2 separate regions of the Homo sapiens genome follow, and region 2 is linked to region 1. A link is a loop called in an ENCODE intact Hi-C map of the cell type or tissue named here. Cell type or tissue: Calu3. All regions are shown on one strand.

Evidence for each region. Hi-C counts contacts between places; a loop is a spot of excess contacts. Peaks named below come from ENCODE experiments on the same cell type or tissue, not always from the same donor. Only the 100,000 strongest peaks of a DNase experiment are listed, where the experiment ranks them.
Region 2: a loop joins it to region 1, with 9 times the contacts of the local background. A loop is called at or near these places in 2 of 110 quality-filtered maps.

The regions. Positions count from the first base shown.
Region 1 is chr17:72,419,390-72,421,889 of GRCh38, reverse strand. It overlaps LINC00673 (long intergenic non-protein coding RNA 673), which reads left to right. Exons shown (of 4, transcript NR_152516.1): 3 at 824-1,190. Among named protein-coding and RNA genes, the nearest start is that of LINC02003, 78 kb to the right of the region's middle. RefSeq lists enhancers at 114-243, 294-353, 1-943. In Calu3, a CTCF peak has its summit at 1,180; DNase peaks (open chromatin) are centred at 519, 859 and 1,739.
Region 2 is chr17:72,614,273-72,616,772 of GRCh38, reverse strand. All of the region lies in intron 3 of LINC00511 (long intergenic non-protein coding RNA 511), which reads left to right. Among named protein-coding and RNA genes, the nearest start is that of LINC00673, 23 kb to the right of the region's middle. In Calu3, no CTCF peak of the experiment used is centred here; a DNase peak (open chromatin) is centred at 1,422.

The sequences.
Region 1 (2,500 bases):
GTTGAAGCTGACTTGCTGCATCGCAGTTTTGTCCTTTAGTTCATCAGCTCTGGAACTTTCCACTTCTGGTGTTTTTGGTTTCCAAACAGAGGATTGAGGACGTATGAGAGCAATGTTTAGAGTAAGGTCAAAGATGAGGTGGATCTAACTGGGCCTTGGGCATGGGCGCCTACCTGTCAGACTCTGTCCTTCTCAGACAGCTGCCCAGGCAGGAGCTGCCTCTTGGGACAGTGAGTGGGCCATCTCCATTGAGAGAGTAGGGGGACAAAGGGAAAAGGCAGGGACTGGGTCACTCCTGGGGATGCTGTTTGACATAGACCATGAGGGTCAGCCCCACTGGGCCTGGCTGACCTGGTAGATGGGTAGGTCTAGGGTATGAACATGGATATTAGTTGGCCAGGGTGTGAGAACTTGTGTGAAAGGGTCGGCCCCTGGGTGACTCAGTCTCCTAGCAAACTATAAAAGGGAAGTGACTCATTTCCAGCCCTGAACAAGAACTCCTAAGGCTAGGCCGCCAGCACCTGTCTGGGACGTGGTTAGTTATTAACGCTGCCAGTAAGAGTGTCATGGGAACCAAACGCAGGCCTAGATGCCTGGAGGCAACTTGGCTTTTCACAGCTTGCAACTGTCCACTCACCTTCCCTTGCTGTGGCTCCTCTCTGCCTGACCCCAAATGCAGAGGAGCCCCTTGAACTCTTAGTTGCTGGTGGCTCCCCAGGTGCCTCTTGAGGGTGCAAATTCCACAGGGGTTGGGGAAGGGGGAAAAAGAAATGGGTTGGTCAGGGGAAATCACAACTTTTTTTTCTTTTTTTGTCCTGTTTAGAAGATCAGGTTCAAGTTGCCAGCCAGACTCTGGGCTTCCAGGAGGAGTGGGCTGTGGATGGCCTGGCCTCATTTGCATGTCCCTCTCCTCCCGGCCCTGCAGGTGCCACCTCCTGAGTCCTGGTTCCTGCGGCTCCGTCGAATCTGCAGTGAAGGCCTTTGGGAAGCGTGGGTTATGTGGGTCCAGGGGTCCCATCCTCCCGTGGAGGCCCTTGACCTGAGGATCACTAACTCACACCCCACCGACTTCCGGCCCCCAACAAGGGCAGTGTTCCTCTTGCTCCATTCTGCTCTGAAGTCCCCCAAACCGCTTCCTGGGGCTGCTTAGTGAAATACAAGGCTCATCTCTGAGGACCTCTACAGGGCTGGTGAGTTGAGCCAGGAGTTCAAATCTGCTCTGCCTTCTCCTTTCTTTCTCCACGTCTGGAAAAGTACAGAATGGGCAGCTTCTCCTCTCAGATCCCAAAAGGCATGTTTTACTGCTCCTGGGGGAGGCTCAGCCTGGGCACAAGCTATGTCTACTCCTGCCAGGGCCCTGCCCCTCCACTTCCAAACTGTCAAGCAGGAGGAGGGAGGATGATTGAACAGAAAGACACAGGAGTTTTAGTGAGTCAGGCTCCCCAGTGTCCAAAAAGGGACCCAGGGCCCAGGGGGAAGAGACATCCCTGGTATTTGTTGCCACCTTTGTAAAACCCTCAAGTGCTGGCAGGCAGCACAGAGGGAGTGGCGATGCCACTTGCCTGCCTAGTCTATGGGAGGAATTGGGACATGTGCTCCCTGGGTGGCCCTGAGCAAGCCATCGAACTGCTCCCCCAGAGTTTTCCCCATCTGTAAAGTGGGAATAATAACAACACCTGTCCTGCTTACTTGACAGGGTTTATGTGAGGCCGGCTGAGATCACTGAGCATGTGACAGGGCTTTGGGAGTGGTTAAGGGCCACCCAGATCGGGGTTGAGGCACCGGGGTGCTTATGGTGATTAGCAGCAGAGCAAGGCCTGAGGTCTGTGCTCCCCAGGGAGGGTGGCTTTACAGGCACCCACCTGCGGCTTAAGAGCTTCTTGGGCCTCCCACGGCTGATAAATCACCACCGGGTGGGTGTGCTTTGTCTGGGCTCCAGCATGAGCAGACAGCCTGCCCTTGGCAGCTGCAGAGAGCAGCTCCTCTGCCTTCTCTCCCTTTCTTAGTGGGTTGGGCAGGCGCAAAAATAGATCCCAGAACCCCATCTCTTAGGTTTTGCCAAGGGACCCTCCAACTGCTCATCTAGACATTCTGGTGGCATGGAGTTCCTTTCTCAGGTCACATAACCATTGGGGGTGCTGATTTAGGTGTCTCCTGGCATAGGATTTGCCCTGGTTTATCACCTGCTGCTTCTGCTGCTGCTTTTTAAAAAAATTGAAGATGGGGTCTCACCATGTTGCCCAGGCTGGTCTTGAACTCCCAAGCTCAAGTGATTCTCCCACCTCAGCCTCCTCAGTAGCTGGGATTACAGGCTCATGCGACCATGCCCTGCTTGTCACCTTGCCATCAAAGAAGAGAGACTTGCAGAAGAGTGTCAGATTCTATCCCATAGTGCAGTATACCAAGGAGGTGGTCTGCAAATGGCCATTGAATATACAAATAGTCTCAGACTTAGCATTTTCTTTCTCATGGTTTATTTTGCTTTGTATAGTTCCATGCA
Region 2 (2,500 bases), 190 kb before region 1:
CCCCCAACATGCCAAGACTGGCAGAAATTCTGAGACCAGGTAAAAGATGCTGCGCCCCCTCAAGTCTGTTCAATGATCAGGCGGGGACTAGGGAATGCTGGTTTGACTGGTGGGCTCCTCCCCTGCCTTCTCTGTTGGGGGTCGTGTTTGCTTTGTGTTCTTGGCCACAGGGTTAGCAGGAAGGAGATCACCAATGCATCGTTGCATGTGCTGTTCTTTGATTTTTCTCCATTCTTCACCCTGGAAGAAGGAGTGAATTTATGGACCTGTTATGGACTGACAGATGCCCTCTGCAGAATTAGAGGCAGCCTGGGATGGAGGTTGGGTTCTGAGACTTACATCTTGAGCAGGATTTCTCAGTCTCAGCACTGTGACATTTGAGGCTGGATCATTCTTTATTATTATTATTATTTTGAGACAGAGTCTTGCTCTGTTTCCCAGGCTGGAGTGCAATGGCTGGATCATGGCTCACTGCGACCTCCACCTCCTGGGTTCAAGCGATTCTCCTGTCTCCACCTCCCGAGTACCCGGGATTACAGGCGCCTGGCACCACACCCGGCTAATTTTGTAATTTTAGTAGAGATGGGGTTTCACCATGTTGATCAGGCGGGTCTTGAACTCCTGACTTCAGGTGATCCAGGTGATCCACCCATCTCGGCCTCCCAAAGTGCTGGGATTACAGGCATGAGCCACCACACCCGGCCTGGATCATTCTTTATTACAGGGTTTTGTCCTGTGCCTTGTAGCGTGGTGAGTAGCATCCTGGCCTCTACCAACTAAATGCCAGTACCACCCTGGCTTCCCAGTTGTGACCATGAAAAACCTCTCCAGACGTTGCCCAGTGTCTCCAGAGTAGGGGGAGGGGCAAAAGTGTGTGGGTTGAGGAGCACTCATAGAGACGACTTCAAAGTTTTGGAGCACGACTGACTTCCTGCCAACAGTCACTCTGCCCCTCAGTCCCTTTGCTTCTCTCTCCATCCTTGCCCTTCCCATCTGTTCAATGGGCACTTCGATGGCCATGAACTAAACCATTTACTCTGTGAGTCAGGAGGAAAGCAAAACCCCAGCCACATCTCACGCTGGAGAAACAGGACTTTCTTTCCTTTCCCCTCAAAGTTCTAGTTTTCCGCAAGGTCCCCAGATGGCCAGCTGAGAGCCTCTCGTCCACTCTGCAGGCGGGGACAAGCAAGCAACACAAACACCCTCTGTCCTTCCTCCAAAGGGAGAAAAGAGTTTTCCTCCCTCCCTCCATCCTTCCCCTCCCCTTTCAGAAACTCTTGGGTTGTGTTCACCGCCACCCCCGCCCCCGCAACCCGGCCCCACTCAGTCCGCTTACACTGCCGACCCCTCCCCAGCCATTCCCCGTTCACTTCCCTCCCCTTCCCCTGGTACACCTGACTTATTTATTTATTTATGGCTGGAGTATTTGAGCTCAGGGTTAGTTCGAGTCTATTAAGTTTGCTCCTTTTCCTGCCTGGGAACCCGGGTAATGAGTAACCATAGCGTGCTTTGGGCAGCTGTCTCCGACAAACCGAGAGACGCCGTGGGAGCCGCATAAGGGAGCGTTTGTTCTGTGCCTTCTCAATAGTTCCTTGTGCAGGAGGCAGGGTGATGGGAGGGAGGGAGGGAGAAGGGAAGAAAGAGACAGACACTAAATCACTGCACTTTTGACAATTCCTCTCTTCTCTCCCACCACCCATCCTCCCCCACCTACACCGATCAGATCTTTGTGGTGGACTTAAGACTTTAAGACTTTTGTTGCTGTTTCCATGAGCCTGGGGAGAGGCTCCTGTGTACCTCGTGGGGGTACTTTTGGGTGAGTTGCAGACTATATGGGGCCTGAGGGCTGATTTTTAACATGGGGATGGTTTAGGTGTCCTGGATCTCTCCCACTGTGTGTGTAAATTAACACAATGCCTATTGTTCCCTAGTTCATTTAATGATCCAATAAATCTCTAGGTATCTATTCCCAACCTTGTGGCCTAGATATGCTATAAAGCTGTTTGAAAAGTGCTTTCATAAAGCAGTCCAAGTGTATTACGGGATTAGTCATATGCCCCACAATCAACATGGGACTCGTTAGGGCCTTCCTTGATTTGTATCATTATGTAGACAAGAGAGACAGGCCAAGAAATATATTGTACATACGGCTTTTGGAAAATATCCTAAGTGATAGCCACATTCATTCATTCACTGCATGGGGATTTAGCATCCACTATGTGCCAGCTGTTTGGCTAGGTCTCAGGGGCAACTACGGAAATGAACAGGGCATGACTCTGGCTCTCAAATTTGCAATGGGGTAAGGAAAATAAGAAAGAACCCATGTCCCCGAATTACGGTAATATAAGTTAAGCTGGAATATGTGCCATAAGAAAGGTACAAGCAGAATATCTAGAGAGAGGGGAGGAGGGAAGATGAAAATATTTTGGGAGCATGAAAGAAAGCTTGGCTTCAGGAGAAAAAGATGAAGGGCAGCCCCTCCTCCAGGCAAAGGAAAGGT